2 separate regions of the Mus musculus genome follow, and region 1 is linked to region 2. The links are chromatin loops, found by intact Hi-C in ENCODE. Cell type or tissue: gastrocnemius. All regions are shown on one strand. Links, peaks and the distances in the headings refer to the core of each region. The heading gives the core; the rest is flanking DNA.

Region 1 (9,646 bases), core at 2,239-7,238, 50 kb after region 2:
TAAAATACTAGCTGGTCCATTAAGAAAGCATTTGCTGATTCCTAATTGAAGAACTGTCATCCTAATAACTAGAAGAACTGTCTTGAATTATAGCAAAATCTATATGTTTAAGATATTTTAAAGAGCTATTATTTTATTTCCTTGGCATAGTTATGGTCCAGGAGTAGTGTGGCCAGTCCGACTGACTGCACCATCCATTCATGGGCTGCAGGGATCTGTCAGCCTTTGTATGCCATTGCCTGCCAGAGTTGGTTCTAGTATTTTAAGTGCAATGTAAGACTCTTGGCAGCAACAGGGAACAGAAAACTGTATATCTCCTGAAACTTGAGAGATGCAGAGGAGAAGCCCTGGGAAAACCAAATTGTTCTCACATGGACTTCAGCCTGCAGCCAGGGCAGAGCTAAGGGCACGGCAGAGGTGTAGAGCCAACGCCCTTGATCCTTCCTTACCACCAACTCCTCCAGGGTTGTGTGAACCAGCCACCGGCACTGGTGTTCTAAGTCCTTGGGAATTAGGTTTCCATCTGTAGACGGATGACCTAACTAATGAAAATGGTGGTTTTCTGCCTCTAAAAAGAATTTCACCAAAGAGCCCAATGACTAATTTCCGGATTTTTTTTTTTTAATTTGGACACATCAAAAAAAAATCATTGAGAAAAATTTAATAATGTTGTTTAATAACATGGAGCAGTAAGCAGGGAAGAACAGTTTTTCTGGACGACTGAACTGGGACCCAGATACATCTGATAGGCAGGAAATCACTGCCAACACAATGCCGGAATTTAATAACGATGCGAAGGTCTGAAGTGTGTGGGGCATCTGCCTTAGCTGCACATGGAAGAAATGGGAGTTAACTAGTAGTGGTTTGTGACCCTCGAAACAGCTATCGTGGCACCAGGCTGCATCGCTTAAAATACCCCCCCCCTTCTCTGGCCACAATGTGAGCTCAAAGCTAGTGTCCTTTTATAGGGACATAAAACAGACTGACTGTAAACAAATGGGCCCACAAGCATTTGAAGGGCTCAGGACTGAGTAGTGAGCATGTTAGCAAACACATATTGATGACTGCCATGCTCCAGATCATTCTGTCTTTCCAGCAGCCTCAAGGTGGGAGCACTGTGATGGGAGCACCGTGACTCACCACCCTTCTGTACAGATGAGGAAACCTACTTGTAGTTAAAATAAAATGTACCCACAACCACACAGCTGTCAGGGGGGCGTAAGCCACAGGAGAAGGTGTGAAGAGATGAGGGTGGCATCTTCACATATTTAAAGGGTTTCTAGGAGGAAGAGAAAAATGTGTTCTGTGTGGTTTCAGTCAGTGGTGCAAGTTGCGTGGAGCACATCTGCTCCTCTTCCTCTACAGTGACCGAGGGATTTTCCCTCCCATCCTCGGGATTTTCCCTCCGTTCTCTTCCATGAGACAGTGAAAGTAGCTCACCTTGAGCTCAGAAATCCTCCTGCCTCCGCCTCCTGAGCTGTTCTTTTCTTGGTACCCATCTTTTCTGCCCACTCCTGCAGGGCTTCACCAGCATGGCTCAGTGGATACACAGCAACATGCTTTGGGCAGACAGCACCTCTTTCCTCGGTCCCCAGCTTTTGTGACCCCATCCTCGATTGAGTCCTCTTTCCCTGCATGTAACAAATACATTTCTTTCTTCCTGCTTGATGCCTTTGTCCATGTTCACAAACGCCCTGGAGACCTGGGGTCTCCAGGTCCAAGCCCCTCTTCTGTGTCTCTGGTCCTGGGTGGTAATTTAAACCTTCTCTGATCTCTACATCTTTGTCGATGATACGCCCCGACCGACACCTGGCATCAGAAACTCAAGCAGACAAAACCCTACATTGCTTGACCCTGTAAACTGTCCCCGTTAACCTCACCATTTCTCTGGTAGGAACCTGCTTTCCAGGTCCTCCGGGTCTACACTCTGCTCTTCAGATGCTAAAATCAGCCCCATGTTGCAGTAACTTTTCACATCTTTTCCAGTCCCACAATGATCCTGGGATCATGGTCGCTCATTCTTTCTCTTGAATGCTCTGTCATCGCGGCCCCAAACCCCATGCCTCATGTCACATCCTCGAGTAAGAAGCTGTACGTTTCTTATTGGCTATCACTTAAGGGTCCACAGCAAATCCCACAGGTCCACAGCTGTTCCCAGACTTCCCAGCAGAACCTCTTCCTACCTACCTCACCAGGTCCGAGCGAGCCCCTCCTTGCGTATCAAACTCTCATGCACTCATTTTTCTGGGACAGCTTGTCAGTTGCTAGTTCCATTTCTACTCCTTTAAAGGGCACTTATAGTCCATCCTTCCCGCTGTGCGGTCCTTTCTCCTCAGCATACTCTCAAAGTCTTTTGCACTTTTCCGTTAAGGTAGATTTTTATCCTCACTGGAAAAAACATCTTCTGGGCCCATATCCACCTCTGCTTGCTCCCCTAGGTGCTTATGGGCTCAAAAGAAATGAACTAGTGCTGACAACTCGCCAAGTCCCCTCAGTGAGCTGGCTGACACCCGAAACCGAAGCATTGCAGTAGATTTAGGAGGGGAAACCAAAGCCTGGTAGTCTTCCCGAGGTCACAGGCTGTGAGTGTTGACCTAGGATATGAACTCAGTGTCCCCCAAACCATGATGACTGTGTACGATGGCAGTGGGTCCCAAGTCCATCTTTTCTTGGCAGCCTCGGGGAGCAACACTGCCAAGCCTGTGCATACCGATTGTCCTTTTCATTCTTTTCTAGAAGGGAGGTGGCACAGATGAGGTGTCATGGAGGCAGCCTTACCCCTGGCCATGTCTCAGGGAGAGTGGACAGGCACTGGGTGGGGGCAGGGGTGGGTCTGTGAGCTGAAAACTGTCTTGTTAGATTTCAGTGTTTATTAAAGGGACACACACACATATATGCATGTGCATGTGTGCACACACACATGTATGCACGTGTGTACACACACATGTATGCACGTATGCACACACGCGTACACACACAGAAATGAAACTCTTGATCTTAAAAATGTCAGGTTATATCTAGAAATTAAAAATATAGGAACTTCCTTGCTTTCCACCCCATTGAAGTTTTGTTTGTTTGTTTGTTTGTTTTAATTTTAGGATTTTGTGTGTTCTGATAGATGTGTACTCCTGCCACAGTATCTAGTGGGCAGAGGACAACTTTGTGCAGTTGGTTCTCCCCTTCCACTTTTATGTGCATTCTGGGAATCAAACCTAGGTCACCAGGCTTGCAGGGCAAGCACCGTTTCACCTTGAGCCACCTCAACAGCCCTGTTATTTGCATCTATTAGTTACAGATAATAATGGGTTCCATGACAATTGTCATGCCCGTATCTGATGGATTTTTTTTTCGTTTCACCTCCATTACCCTCTCTCGTCCCCCCTCCCACTCTTGTTGAGCATATGTGAGTGTGCACGTGCGTGTAAGTGTGCATGAGTGTGTGTGTGTGTGTGTGTGTGTGTGTGTGTCCCAGTGAGTTCCATTAGGGTTGGCTAGAAGTGTGGATGAAGGTTTGTTTATAGGAGTCTGGATGCCTTACCCATTGCTACATCACAGAAGACAATTTCTCCCCCTCTCCCATCAACCATTAACTGTGTGAATCCGCTGGGGGAGGGGGCAGGGTGTAGGGTTGGTTTTGTTCAAATAGGGTCTCATGTAACTTTTTGTTGTTGTTGTTTTGGTTTGGGTTTTTCAAGACAGGGCTTCTCTGTGTAGCCCTGGCTGTCCTGGAACTCACTTTGCAGACCAGGCTGGCCTCGGACTCAAAGATCCTCCTGCCTCTGCATCCTGAGTGCTGGGAGTAAAGGCGTGTGCCACCACTGCCCTGCTCTCGTGTAACTCATGAAGTCTTGCTTCGACAATCTTTCCATGGATTGAGTCCTTTTGTTCTGTCTTTGAGGGAATTTGTCTTCATGTTCTCTGTTTTATTGGCTAGGAACATCTTGCTGCAAAAATTCAGTTGTTTCAGAAAATTAGAGCCTTTTTGTTTTAATTGGTCCTACCAAGTTTCCCTATTTTATGACAAAGAGAAACATCTGGACTTTAAAAACAAAACCAAAAACATGTTGACAGGGAAAAAAAATACTAAAAGTTATGTGAAGAGGCTAAATCTGGGGCAGGGGGGTGGTGGTGGAGTAAAGACCAAGGGCAAGCACTCAGGAGAAGAGGCAGGAGGATCTCTGTGAGTCTGCTGCCAGCCTGGCCTCCAGAGTGAGTTCCAGGACAGGCAGGGCCACACATAGAAACCCTGTCTGAAAAACAAAACAAAAACAAAAACAAAATGATAATAACTTATATATTTATTATTATTTAGATTATTGTTGTTAATATTATTAAAATCAGTGTGTGGAATTATCAAAAAGAAATTGTGTCAGACTTGCCATTTTAGCCTGAGTGACCTTGGGAATTTATACAGATCTTTAAAAGGCAATACCTTCAGGTCAGCTGTAAGTGGGGAAGCCAGGCAGCAGAGTCAAGTGCCTCCATAGCTAGCCAGGCTACTCGTACGCTTCTCATCTGAGGACTGCCCAAATACACTGTCTACTTTTTTATTTTTAACATTTAAAATATTTCTAAGAGTATTTTTAGAGACTATTAATTGACTTGAGTTTTAAAGTGGGAATGGGACGTGCTGTGGTGCAGTGGAAAGAACAGTGGGTTGAAAAATCCCGAGCTCCGCATTCCAGAGCTGACCCTGCTCATGTGACCTTGGACAGAGCAAGCTGGCTTTCCCTTGGCTGGTTTTCTTCCTCTGTTTCTTGTTGTAACAGCGGCCTCTTGTGGTCCATATCATTAACAACAACCACCACTACCACTACTACCTCACCCCCCAGTCAATTTTGGATTTTTAAATTTATTTTTTATTTTTGGTTCTTTCCAGTGTTATATTTCATACTGTTAAGCCAGCAGACTTGTGTTCTCACAGATAAATCTTAGGAGGCAAAGGCAGGTGACAGCAGACAAATGGGCACCAAACCCATCTCTTAAACTAGTCTCTGTAGTTTCTTCCAAGCCTGACATGAACAAATTGCAGTTTATAAAAATGAAAATACTTCTGTGTCTCATCCATTGCTCTTCCTCCTAGGGACCCTGGGAAACGGCGTGCCAGGGCCTCCTCGTGCCCTAGCAGCTCAGACCTGAGCAGGAAGGAAACCAGGGCAGGTGAGTGTGCCTCTCTGCCCTCAGCATCATAGCAGATGAGAGTGCCTCTCCTCCTTCAGCATCCAGAGCAGGTGAGAGTGCCTCTCCTCCTTCAGCATCCAGAGCAGGTGAGTGTGCCTCTCCGCCTTCAGCATCCAGAGCAGGTGAGTGTGCCTCTCCGCCTTCAGCATCCTTCATTCTCAAGATCTTTGTGCTGTTAAACAGTGTGACTTGTTTTTCAAAGACAAATGTTAGGTGGAAGTCAAGGAGAGTCTAGAGTGCCACACCGAGCCCTTAGTAACTCTGTTCGACAACTTCAGGAACTGGATCCAACTTGCTCAGAAACCATTTGTTTTCTAAGTTTTCATTTTTCACTGCCGTCTTAAACCAGTATCCAGGTCTGCTGCCTTCAATGTAGACAGAAACTCACAGAAATTATAGCTTGAAGGTATCTGGAGGGTTTGTGTGCAGATTTAATATCAGTGTAAATCTAAACTTAAGTTCAAAAGCATTGCCCACTTAAATGAAGAAGGTTTTAATTCTTCAAGATTTTTTGTTTTTTGTTTTTGTCTTTAAAATAAAGAAAAAGATACAAATGTGGCACATTGTTAACATTGGACCAAACTAGTCAGGGTAGGACAGCTGTCTGTTACATTAAATGAAACTATATTATGAAAGCCCTTTAGGGACTTTATTCTGCCTGAGGAAATATGAAATAATACAGACCAATGGTTAGAAATGGTGCAAAGTCAGGCAGTGAGAAAAATGAGCCAGGGAACATTTGTTACACTATACCACTGTAACATTGTAACACTGTAACATTGTAACACTGTAACATTGTAACATTGACTGTACAACACAAGCAGCAGGTGAAACCTTAAGTTGTGGAAACAAGAGTTAGGGAGCTCTGTGTCACACCTAGAAAAACAAACATGCTGTCACCCCCATTTCAAAGGCTGGTGACCCCCCCCCCCATGGGGAAGGATCTAGATAAGGCAGGCATAAGAAGGTTTTAAGCCTTCAAGGTTTTTGTTGTTGTTGTTGTCTTTAAAATAAAAAGATACAAACGTAGCACATTATTAGCATTGAACCAAACTATTCAGGGTAGGACAGTGTCTGTTATATTCTTCATAGTTTTTTTTTTTCATTTCACACAAAAGTTTATGTCGGGCTCTATGAGTACACATCTATAATCTGAACATTTTGGAAACAGAGACAGGGTTATGAATTGCAGGCCATTCTGAGCTACAGTAAGACCTTGTCTCAACAAAAATAAAAAATGATGATAAATGATATCAATCTAGCACCGTGTAAAAGATGTTATCTTCAAACTAGCCCCTCACCAGTAAGGAGACAGTTAGTGGTCACCTGCAATGTATCTAGAACTCAGGAGAATCTAAGCCTTCCAATTCCCTAGACAACATTGTTGCTAAGGGGTTTACGTTTGCATGCTAAAAACACCAGCCAATGCTAACAATGTATCAAGCTGTTGGGTCCAAAGCTGAAAGCTGTGGTTAACAGCTATAACCACGGAGACAGCAGAATCTTCAAAAACAGGCAGTATTTCTTGCCTGACTTACCCAATTTTCCTGTTGAATCATTATTTTTATATTTAGCAAGCAGTGAACCTAGATGAAAGTCCTTTTTAAAATTTGAAGTTGTTCCCCAAGACTGGGCCACACTGTGTGTTTGTAGACATGCTTCAGTTTCTAGAATTCACTGGGGATAGGGTATGGAATGGAGGTGATGGGGGCAGTGAGGACCACATGGGGATACAGAAGCAAGGCCATAGCAAGACACAACCACATTAGTGGGGATTCCTGGGAGACGACCGAGAAGAAATTCTTATACCACAGTGTTTAGCTAACTTCTCAAAATGAGTCTGAGAAGTCTCAGAAGGGTCTGGAGGTAACTAAACTTGGGTGATTTCTGACTCATCTTGATAATCATTTCTTCCTGGGGGGAGCATGTTGACTGATTTCACTCTTCCTGGGGAACTAGTTGATCGCTCAGCTTTACATTGAAAAGCACACTGTGTAGGGGTTTCGTTTTGGTTTTTTGTTTTTTTTTTAAGACCACATGGATTTAAAGCCTGAATTTCTAGTAATTTGGGGTTTTGATGTGTTAGAGCAGGTTCCTACTCCAATAGATGATGCCACAGCTCAATGTCAGAGTCTTTTTCTCGAACCCTTTACCATATTTTTTGAGATGGTCTCTCGTTGGACATGGAGCCACATTCTGGCCACACTGAGCTGGTCAGTGAGCTCGCAGGATCTGCCTGTTTCTGCTCCTCTGCTCTGGGGTTACAGCACCATGCCTGGCTTCTTTTATATGTGCTGGGGATCCAAGCCTGGGTCCTGAAGCTTGCAGCAGCAGGTGCCTTACCCACCGAGCCATCTCCCCAACCTGCTTTCTAGCAAATTTAAGTGTTTCCTATATATGTCAAGGAAATTGACTGTTGTTGACTTAACAACTTCTGGCTTTTTGTTTGCCTTCTTCAATACTGAGTCTGTTCATATCCTTTGGCCTCTAAGTGGATTAATTACCTAGGACTATGAGCGGCGGTCTTCTTATACTGCGTGGCTATTTGTATTTACTTTTAGAATTACATGCTTGTTTGTTTTGTTTGTTTAATGTGAGTACATGGTTGCTCTCTTCAGACACACCAGAAGAGGGCATCGGATCCCATAGCAGATGCTTGTGAGCCACCATGTGGTTGCTGGGAACTGAACTCAGGACCTCTGGAAGAGCAGTCAGGGCTCTTAACCGCTGAGCCATCTCTCCAGCCCCATGTGCATGTTTTATCCAGTTCAAGCACACTCAAAAATCCAAAAAGCAGAGATGATGGTCTACAGTCTTTTGTCTGCCATTCTGAAAACCTCAACATCCCAAACGTTGAAATAGCTCTAGTGGCAATGGCAGATCCGACCAGAGCTGTAGTGTTGGCCCCTCTAGTGTGAGCGTTCACGTGTTACGCTGGAGGGTGGTGCTCCGAAGTCCCTGTTGTGAACACTGCTTTCATTCTGAGATCCAGGCATTTCTGAAGCCTGCACCACACCTGGCCCAAAAGTTTGGAAAAGGAACTCTGGGCCTGCACTCAAGACTAATTCTGTGCTAAAGACAATTCAATTTTGTTTTATGATGAAGTCTTGCTGATAGGTCTGCACAGATTAGCCGGTCTTGCTGTTTTGCCTACATTGTATCCTTACCATTTAAACACAGTTTAGTTGTTGAGACTTCCCTGTTTGCATTTGGTGCTCCTGAGTGTCCCCAGGTTCAGCCTGCCAGGCCTCCATTGGCAGTAAGAAGGTTTGATAAAAGGCAAGCTTAGACTCGCAATAGCCAGTAGACATTCCTGAAAAGCAGCGGTGGGTCCTGAGCATTGGGAGGAAGGTGATAATTGTACAGCTTCCCTGATTCTCTCAGGAGTTATCGGCCCTGTGTGGGGAAAGGTTCGTATTTGGAGGCTTGGAGATTAATTTCAGACACCGCTGAGTTCAAATAGATTTTTTAAACACATGCTATTGTGCGTTATACACTGACTTCTCTTCAGCTTATACAGACAAGGGAGAAGAGTTCACTGGATTTTTAAAAGACTTATTTTTAATTATTTGTATGTGTGTATATCTGTGCGGGGGTATGTGTATGCGCAATTGCCAAGAAGACACAATGAATAAATCAAAAGTTGTGAAAAACATAAGTGAATTTAAAGATGATTGTGTGTGTAGAATCTCTTCATTGCTCCTATGATTTTTCAATATTTCATATACGTTTTTGTGGTACCAGGCAAGGGGCTCAGGAGGCAGACGTTAGAGGAGGAAGTCTGAAGAAGGCCTGCAAGTAGCACTGCCCCCTCCAACTCTTGAGATATGTCTGAGTAAAGTAGAATCATGATTTGCCATCTTCCCTATACAATCTGTTTTCTACAGTGTTGCCTTTCATATTGGTTTGCAGTGGAACTGAATGATAAGAGCGGTGGATAATTTAATAGCCCTAGATTCTGCCTGGACTCCACTCTCTCCATCTTCAGAAGCACAATGAAACAGGAGCCTGTAGTCCTGGGAGGCTGAGACAGGAGAATCACTCTGGGTTCAGGGCTAGCTTGGGCTACATGGTGGGTTCTAGGACAGAGTGAGACCTTGATGTGGGGGCAGGGAGAGGAAGAAAGGACGCAGATTGCCTCTGTTCTGCCTCTTGGGTGTGGTCAATGGCAGCATCACCACCTAGAGTGTGTGCAGCATCTGGTCTTGGTGGCACCATGGCAACACACATCAGCCATTACCTATTTGCTTGGTCAGGGAAAAGAGGTTCACAAAATCCTTACCATTGCTAGCTAGGTGTGTGGCCCTCGAGCAGAGCTTTGCCTCTATCCTGACACCTAAATTTCACAGTCCTAAAAGCAAATGTTCTCTTCTTTGCTGATGAGGAAACTGGGGCCTGGAAATGTCCTAAGCTCAACAGATAAAAGTCACCCTGCATATCAATAATAGAGTTGGGGTGGGGAAAC
Region 2 (9,646 bases), core at 2,989-7,988:
AACTTCCTTGTGCTGACGCCAAAGCTGTGCCTTCTCTTGTTTGGCACAGGATTTGTGAGGTTCATCTAGACTGTCTCCCTGTTACTGCTAAGTAGTACTCAATTGTAAGGATGTAGAATCAGAAGTAATGTTTGGTGCACACCTTTAATCCTAGCACTTGAGAGGCAGAGGCAGGCAGATCTCTGTGAGTTTGAGGCTAACCTGGTCTATATAGCAAGTTCCAAGGTAGTCAGGGCTATACACAGAGAAATTCTCTCATTAGAAACGAAGAGACACAAGAAGAAAAAAGAGAAGAGAAGAGAAGAGAAGAGAAGAGAAGAGAAGAGAAGAGAAGAGAAGAGAAGAGAAGAGAAGAGAAGAAGGAAGAAGAGGGGGAGGAGGAAGAAGAAGGAAGGAAGGAAGGAAGGAAGGAAGGAAGGAAGGAAGGAAGGAAGGAAGGAAGGGAGGGAGGGAGGAAGACGTTCTAAATTACAGAGAGGTGTAGGTTACACACTTGTCAATTTGGCATTAAGGTTCAAACATCCTGAAGCGTAGGAATTTTAGCTAAAAGAACATGAAACTGATAACTATGTGTGGAGTGTGTGGATGCAGATCAGACAAGAACGGAGCACATTGGCAGTTGTTAAAACTGGAGGTCGGGGCAGGACAGTTCATTATACTGTTCTAGTCACATTGTATGCACTGAGAGTTTTCTATAGTAAAAGCTTTTAAACTATAATTGCCAATCCATAATTCCTTTTGACTACAAGACTCACGGAACATTATCTAATATCTTTTATTGGCTAGAGGTTAAAAATGAGAAATAAAGTGGCCTGTGCCATGAACCTGTCTCTCCTTGGCTCCTGGATAATTGTCGTTTGAAAGTGTTCAGGTCCGCACTGTAATGTGGGCTCAGTCTTGAGCCTTGCAACGTGTGGTTCCTCAGAAAACAAATCAAAGAATTTTTTTTAATTTGAAAATTCATGAGCACTCAATGCTGGCGAATAGCATGAGAAAAAGTAGATATCCAAAACTGCCATTAAATTGCCTGATTTCAAAACAAACTTACCTGCACTTCTAGAAATGACAAGGAAGTGCTGGAGAGATGGCTCCCTGGTTAAGAATGTATATTGCTATTGCAAAGGACGAGAGTTCAATTCCCAGCACCTTTGCTGGGGGTCTCCCAACTACCTTCAACTCCAGATCCAGGGGAATCCAATGCTTTGGTTTCTACAGACACCTGCATTCTCTCTCTCTCTCTCTCTCTCTCTCTCTCTCTCTCTCACACACACACACACACACACACACACACACACATACACACACAAATCTTTAAAATTTTTAAAAAATATTTAAAGTGATATAAACTTCTAAATGAAGGGATGAGCATTGCTTTTCCATGTCCTCCACATGTCCCTTGCCCTTGCATGTCATGTGACACTCATTATCGCAGTTACTGGAGATAAAATACTTTGAAAACATCTTTCAAATGATTGTCCCCAAATTTCTAGTGAGCAACAGCCCTGGCACCACCATCTCCTGCCCTCTATAAAGATGGGCTCCGTGACCAGGCAGATCAAGGTGGTTCCTCTGTAAACTTCTCAGAGCTTACTACAAACAGCTCGTTTTATATCAGTCTTTCAAGTCTGTAATTCAAACACCTCAATTTCAGTGGAAGGGTCAGCAAGAAGAAACAGGATAACAAAAAAAAAAATCACTTCAGTATAAATGTAACAAGATGATCTTCCGAAACATTGTTTGAGTCTAGGACTGAGTTTTCATGTGGTTCCAATTTAGGCTTTCTTGGGGCTGTGCACTACCCTGGACTGTCAGGCTGGGCTCCTGCAGCTGCGTTTTGAAATCTCTGCTTCCTAAGAACATGGTCGCTTTAGAACAAGAACAAAGATCCCCCAGGGTAGCATCAGACCCTGGGCATCAGAAGCAGCTCAGTGCTTCAGTCAGGGCCCCTGCCACAGCCAAATGTTCCGGGATGAGCAGGCGCCGCTGCTTTCTCACCACCATGAGAAGACAAGGGTGCTAAGGTTTGAACCTAAGGCCTAGGAAAGAAGTCTCCCAGGGAGCTGCCGCGTGTAAAGTCTTGAGAGAATGACTGAATTTGACTCTTTTTAAAACATTTATTAATTAATTGCATGCACGCATGCACACACACACACACACACACACACACACACACGTGTACATGGGGGCATGGCACTTCATGTGGAGGATAGAAGGCAACTGGCAAGAGTCAGTTCTCTGAGTCCTGGAGTGGAACTCAGATGGTCAGGTTTGGCAGCAAACCCCTTTATCTAGTGGGCAATCTTGCTGGCCCTGACCTGTCTGCTCCAGGGTGGCAAGAACTATCAGCTAGCACAGGCTGCCAGCCTTGTCAGGGAAAGGGAGTATTGTTTCCAACCATGAACCTGGTGGAAGGAAGGGACATTCCCAGAGAAAACTAGAAGCTGAAATAGAGGGAAAACAGTTTCCGGGGGGAGGGGGGCATCTGAGAGGGACAGCTCCTCAGAAGGTCTTTCTGCATGTGGCTCTATTCCCCTCCATTTTATTTTCATTTATAATGAAGGTGTGTCTTCTCTGGCCCAAGGAGATGCCCTGCTCTCTGTTCCTATCACCCTTTTCTTTGCACTACTGGACCAAGAGTAAGCAGAGTGTGTTTTCACTTGCAAGTACCAGGAAACTCAGAGATCTTTTAATTCTCACAAATAACGCCTAGGTGGGATGGGCACAGGCTGACAGAGTGGACAAGTGATGCCATCAGTACCCAGGTCAGCCAGGCGTGGTGGTTCATGCCTCAGTTCAATGCTCAGGAAGCAGGGGCAAGTGACGCTCTATGAGCTTGAGCCAGTTGGGGTCTACATAGCTCAAGTTCAAGGACAGCCAGGGCTATGTAGAGAGACTCTGTGTCAAAAAGAATAACTGCAGTTCATCTTTCTGCTCTGCCACTATACCCTAGTCAGTCAAATAGCTGCCTGCCCAGCTCCAGGCTTCAAGTCCCTGAACACTACCACTCAGAGGCAGAACAAATCAATTATTGTGTGTCTTAGGTCTCTTTGTAATAACTAAGAAACTTTTCCAGGAAATCCCTCAGTGATGTGTCCTCATGACTCATTGGTCGCAGTCGGGCTTCGAGCCTCTTTCATGAATTGCCATCAAGGAAAGGGGGATTTCCAGAGCTGATTGAATCAAGATGGCTAGGAATAAAACCAGCCTCCCTGCAAGCTCATGGCCACAAACTGTGAACTGGACCAAGCTGGATGAGGTTCTATTGGGAGATAATTGACATTTGTCACATTTGTGGTTCTCAACATTTGAGGACTTTGCCACCTTGTATGAGTCTTGCTCACAAGAGACAGCAACACAAAAGTTTTAGAACCTTCCAAGTCGATGGCAGGCATGATTAGTGTATAGGTGGGTCAACTGGACTTCACTAGCGAGCCACAAAACCCAGCCAAAGTGAAGCCTTGGGTGCTAGGCCAGATACTCTGGCGAACGTGGAAGAGCAATGTAGAGAGAGCGAGGGTCTGCACAAGTGAGTGCTGACATGCGCACTGCATCTACCTTGTAAACAGTGGTGTGCTCAAGTTGGGCAGTTTGCGTACAGTTCTGCTTTAAGCGACCATCGAGCCCGTTTTCTAGACTCTTAGGGGAGTCAAAACTAGGGGATTTGTCCCTAAACAAATCTCCTTCTGGTTCCAACTAGAGAGACTCTTGCTCGCCACCGGAAGTTCTGCAAGGCGAAATGAAACCGGGTACGCAAAGCATTGTGTCTCTGACGCAGAGGACCAGACGTGTGACGTGACAAAATGCCAAGGATGTGAGCTCTCCACAGTACATCGCAGAGTACCACTGGTGGAGACAGAATAAGGCAGGTCTGGGGAGTTCTTCCCTGGGGCCAAACTCAGCTTCCCTTCCCGTGCTCAAGCACCCTTTCTCTGGAAACCCGCCCTACTCTCTCCGCAAGCATTTCCACCGAAGACCTTGGCACCCAAAGAGCCTATACCCCATGATAGATGTAATTTAATATCATTTTGTTGTTAGATGTATCTCCAGACGTGGACCAGGTCATTTAATATTGCATGAGGGGAATGGGGTTGGAAGGCGGGGTAGGGGAATTCCAGACCAGTGTGACTAAACTTAAATTTGAAAGTTTTCAATACGAAATGCCCAGTGCATTGGAGTTTGTATCCTTTTACAGGTAACTAAAAGGGAATGTCCCCTCCCTGCAACAGAAAAAATAGCAACCTTAACAATGTTTTAAAGAACAGAAGGAAAAACTTCATTGTGATTCTCCTCTCCTGCCTCAACAAAGCTACTGGCAGGTACCCTTGACCGCTGTATCATTTACCTGACTCAGTTCATAAAGTGGATGGATACGCTGCTGTACTCCGCTTAGGCCACCACCCTCACTAGACATGCAGAGGCCGCTGGCTTACACACATTGTAACATTTGTGTTGTGTTTAACGGGTCCAAAGTGTCCTTCTTTCAAACCACTTTTAGAGCATCCTTCTTTTAGGTTGTTGATGCCTATAAATGTATCTCCCTCGGGCTGATACCACCTGATACCACCGTGTGGTTGCTGCCGCTGCCAGATCAGCGCCCCCCCCCCCCCCCCGATTTCAGCAGTGGGGCAGGTTTGAAATAGCATCTTTAATAAAAGGGCAATGGGCCTTACCGCTGTTTCCTTTTGTAGATTTTAGTTATTATTGGGGCTTTCCTGGGGTTCTGGCTCTGAACGATCCTGTCAGGCATTGGCTCAGTGTTTCTCTGCTATTCAGAGATGGCACCAGGCCCATGGGGTTGAGAGTGTAATACAGATGTGTGCGTTATCAGGAATGTTCCAAAAAGCACCTCGTGGTTTTCTCTGGGGTTCATTTTTGTTTGTTTGTTTGTTTTTGTTTTCTTTTTTTGTTGTTTTTTCTTTGGGGGTTTGGGGGGGCTGTTTTGTTTTGCAGAATTAACCCTTTCAGGGGGGTTATTGTCCTCAGTTGTCTTAGTTATGTGACAGGAAGGCCTTAGGGTGGGGATCTCTTCCTTCATCTGGAAACTTAATTTCAAATCTTACGCTTACTGCATAATGAAAAATGCCCAGGAATTGTGTGAAAGTAAGGATGAGCTGTTGCCCTGACATCTGAAAATTTTGAAACAGGTGACTATTACAGAAGCCTATTAGCTTTTCGGGACTCCCTTCCCCACAAGTTTTAAGTCAATGATCCCTCTTTCTTCCTATATTTTCTCTGCTGCATATATGATCAGTGACCTTAAAAAGCAGTCATTCAAAAACTATGTTTGGCAAACACAGCTTAATTTTCAAGTCTGGTGCAGAGTTTCTCACAGAGAGCTGGGGCCCTGAAGACAGAACGCGCTCTTTTGAGCTGCATTTTGAAAAGGGAAGGGAACTGTAACTCATTCCTTGTGGTAGAGGACAAGCAATGACTCTCGGCAATGGTCTGGGGCTCCGACCTGCCACTGCCACCGTAAAGACCCGGCTCGTGGGGCTCCGACCTGCCACCGTAATGATCTACCTCCGTGGGGCTCCGAACCGCCACCGCCACCTGGCTCCATGCCCTTTCCCTCCTAGCCTCCGAGCAGCTTCTCTGGCTGCCACGTGACCCCAAGAGGCCATTTCATGTGTTCCCACTGGGTACCACCTCTGCTGTGCCCTCTGGTGGCCTTGGCTCACCACTGCTGCTGCCTCAGCAAAGTTTGACCTTGGCGCTATCAAGAGCCATCTCTCCTCTCTACTCCAGCCGCTCATGGGAGTCCGGGTGCCTGCTGACGCTGCTCCAGCCGAGAGGGAGTGATTTGTCTCCTCAGCTGGCCACAGCAGTCCACCCTGCTCCACTCTCCAGTAGCTTACACACTGAGACCCTGAAAACCACGCTGGTTCCCCAGGCCCTGCATCATTTAGGTGACCACAGTATACCACTGCCTCAAAAAATATTTCTCCTCTTTTCAACAGTCCAGACGAGATAGACCAAGCCAAAGAATGAAGCTTAGTTATTACACCACATGTAAGAGGAAACTCAAAATAGATCAATAGCTTATGTCAAGAGCTAAACCAATAAAACTTTTAGAAGAACACAGGAGGAAAGCATCATGACCTTAATGAAATGGGGTCTTGGGTCTGGGATCAAACGCAGAAGCAATACACAGGGGCTGGGGTAAATTAGACCCTAACAAATCTAAGAACCTGTAACATTGAAGGATTTTATCAAGAAAGTGAAAATAACCACTAGGGAATGAGCAGGGTGGCAACTCAGACAACAGTCTGAGCAAATCCCAGCACTTGGGAGGCAGAGGCAGGTGGATCTCCAAGTTTGAGGCCAGCCTGCTCTACAGAGTGAGTTCGAGGCCAGCCAGAGCTGCCCAGAGAAACCCTGTCTCAAAAACAAACAACCTCTGCCCCTACCTCCCAAAACCCAATAGAATGGGAGACTCTGCCAATTCCACACGGGATGTTGTGTGAATATTCCTCAGGAGGTGTGACCAAATGTCTGTTCACTACAGTTGGGGCACCAAGGAGAAGTAAGGAAACCACTCCCCCAAAGTCTTACTTGCTGAACAAATGAGTTTATTACGGTTATTGGCAGAAGCATGGGTGACCAGTTCCATCACCCAAAGTCTCCTACCCCAGCTAGCAGTGCATGTAAGCCACATCCAAGAGCCTGTAGCCCAGTTTGTAGGCAGCAACACCAAAAAGGCTCCGCTCCAGGGCAATTGCTGTGGGAGGGATTGTGTGTGAGGCTAGTAGCTTTCTGAGCTTCCTGTAATGTTCCTGAGCTTTCTAAGCCTTCGAGTTTTCCCCTTCCTCTCCCCAGAACAGAATGCTTCAGTTTGGAGAAGATAGCTGCACAATCTGTAGGAAGGGTCTAACGTCCAAAATAATAGTCTTCATTTCTCAATAATGAAAAAGCAAACAAACAACCTTTAAACTATCAAAGCACTTGGGTTAGCATTTCTCCAAGATACACACACACACACACACACACACACACACACACACACACACCCTGATATACATATAAAAGGATACTCAATCAGTATCATTGATCCCAATGGAAATGTAAACTAAAGCCATCTTCAGATCTCTCCTTACACTCACTAGGATGGCTATAACCAAAACCAGACAACAGGAAGAACTGTCCAAATGTGGTAAATCGGAGCACCCGTAGCTTACTGATGAGAATGTAAACTGTAGGCTGCTGTGGAGAGCAGTTTGCAGGTTCCTGACAATGTTAAGTACGCCCCCGGGTGGTGCAAGCAGAGAATTGACTCCTGTGAGGTGTCCTCTGGCTTCCCCATGCCCACTGTAGCACACGAGTGTGCCCTACACACACACACACACACACACACACACACACACACACACACACTGGCACATAAATGCACAAATAAATGCAACTGTAAATGTAATGCTGAGTACAGTCAGGAGTAGTGAGGCAGGCATGTAGGCAGCACTCGGCTTGTGGAGGCGGGAAAACTACAAGTTAGACACAGTGGTCAGCCTGGGCTATATGGAGAGAGCCTGTCTCAAAGCCAAGGAACAACAAGACAGGAAGTTCACTGACTTATCTTGTCTGTTTATTGATGATACAACCCCCATTTCAGGAGAGGTTAGCCTATAGCAGTGAAGACATGCTTCTCAGAAGAGCTGAGGAGAGCCTGCACAGGCAGGCCCTGGGGTTACTGCCCTCTAATGCATTAGGCCACGCCCCTCTGGTTCAATCAGTTTCCACAGTCATCCACGTCTCAATGCTGTTTGGGGGTGGGGTGGGGATAGGGTTGAGATGGCTTAGTGAATCAAAGCTCTTTCTGCCAGCGATGCAGGTGACTCGAGATTGCTCGCTGGCCAGCAACCCAGCTCCGGGGTTTAGTGAGAGACCTGTCTCAAGAGAATAAAACATAGGGTTATAGGTCAGGATATTGGGTGTCCTTCTCTGGCTTCCACCTATCCCTGAGGGCACCTGTGCACATCTGTGTGGTGAGGAGCTGAGGCCCTCCATTTGACAATGGCTGTGTAAAGCACTATGCAGAAGCAGCAAGGTACACAGAGGCCCAGGAGAACAGCCCTTTGCTCTAGGGGCAGACAGTAGCCATGTCTGAGGAAAGTCACCGGCAGGTAGGACAGAGGGGGGAGCTTTGGACATGGTAGCCGTAGACCGTGGGATGCGACTTGTCCCTGAGCTCATGCACCCTGCAGAGGCCATGGCTATTGACATGCCAGGAGAGCTACAGAAATGGGGCAGGCAAGGCGATGTGGAGCTGCCCACGGAGCCACTTCTCCTTCCTCCTGGTGAAAGTCTTGCTTGCTGTTTTCTTGGTGTAGTCTTGTGTTTTATAAGGAGTGTGGCCTTAAACTGAGTCTCCTGTCTGCGCTACCCAAATGCTGGGATCACGGTGTGCACCGCACACCCACTTTGGTGAGAGTCCCCAGCCTCCAGGAAGGTCCTGCAATGGACACCATCCCGCTCAGCATCTTTCCCATTGCTGGCTGCTGCCTCAGTCAGGGTAGACCTGCAGCTGCCGCTGTCTGGAAGTGCTGCAGGAGACTGAACCGCTGTAAGAGGCACTTCTCAAGAGAGGAAGTCACTTAGCTTGACGTCTGGTGAGCTTTTACATAGGACACTGGCTGAATTGAGAGGTGGCATGTGACATTATGGACAAAGGGTTCATCAAGAGCCTGGCCCTTCCACTTAAGTGGGAGAACGCTACAGCCCATGAAGGGAGAGAGAGGGGCGGGACCCTGAAGGAGTCTGGGTCTCCACCTCTGCACCAACTATTGCAGTTATACCTAGATCCTTCTCAGAGTTGGAACTTGAGCTGTCAAAATCAAAACAGAAGCAGAGACAACTTTCTGTTTTCTTCCACGCCCTGACAAAAACAATGACAAAGCCACGCTTCATTTTAGCAGCCTCCAAGTGTGAAGGGGGCTGGGGGGTGTGCAGCTAGAAAGCACCATTTCCCTGAATGACTCTCTGGGCTGAAATTCACTTGCGCTTTGCAGTTCGGGCCAGACTCTTGTCTCCGAGAGAAATTGTTTTTCTTCACACCACGTCGTGAATAGGCGCCCTGTTTCTTTCTGTGATGTTTCCGCTGTGTTTACATCATAACTTCACACTCACAAGCCTTGCGGAGATGACACGGGAAGTGAGGCTGGCTTATTTTAAACTTTGTATTTTGAGATCACTGTAGACTCGCGTGCAGTTGTAAAAAAATAATAATAATAATAATAGACAGAGGTCCCAGGAGGCCCCATCTGCCGTTTGTCTAGCTCCCTGACGGTAAAAGCTTCCAGCGCTGGGATGCACCCACTCACCCAGCGTCACTAGATCTGGGGCTTCTCCGTGTCATGAGCACGCTGTGTCTAGCCCTGGAGAGTACGAGCTGTTCTGCCTCTGCGGATCACAGTGCCGATGAAGAGGGTTAACTGCTTAGTGGCTATACTGTCTTCTTGTAGGACTTATAATGCCCTATTAGCTAGTACCTTTTAATCAAGTAATACAAATGATCACATGGCCCTTATGCCAGTGGAGGTGTGTTTAATAGCTTTACATTTCAGAGACCCATCTGACCTGACCCGGGATCTGCTTAGATGTTTTAAACCTCCACCCGGGCCATAGTGCCCAGCAATGGCAGCTAAGGAAAACC

What was found. Hi-C counts contacts between places; a loop is a spot of excess contacts. Peaks named below come from ENCODE experiments on the same cell type or tissue, not always from the same donor. Only the 100,000 strongest peaks of a DNase experiment are listed, where the experiment ranks them.
Region 1: a loop joins it to region 2, with 2.2 times the contacts of the local background. A loop is called at or near these places in 11 of 42 quality-filtered maps.

Annotation. Positions count from the first base shown.
Region 1 is chr10:41,976,035-41,985,680 of GRCm38, reverse strand. It overlaps Armc2 (armadillo repeat containing 2), which reads left to right. Exons shown (of 18, transcript NM_001034858.3): 6 at 5,084-5,160. Among named protein-coding and RNA genes, the nearest start is that of Gm33058, 22 kb to the right of the region's middle. In gastrocnemius, for the core only: a CTCF peak has its summit at 4,778 (motif pointing left); a DNase peak (open chromatin) is centred at 4,748; H3K4me3 peaks cover 360 bases; H3K27ac peaks cover 1,410 bases.
Region 2 is chr10:42,027,231-42,036,876 of GRCm38, reverse strand. 1700016J18Rik (a long non-coding RNA gene) reads right to left here. Exons shown (of 3, transcript XR_871596.3): 3 at 7,767-7,880. Among named protein-coding and RNA genes, the nearest start is that of Gm51798, 11 kb to the left of the region's middle. In gastrocnemius, for the core only: CTCF peaks have their summits at 5,666 (motif pointing left) and 7,234; a DNase peak (open chromatin) is centred at 5,614; H3K4me3 peaks cover 932 bases; H3K27ac peaks cover 1,366 bases.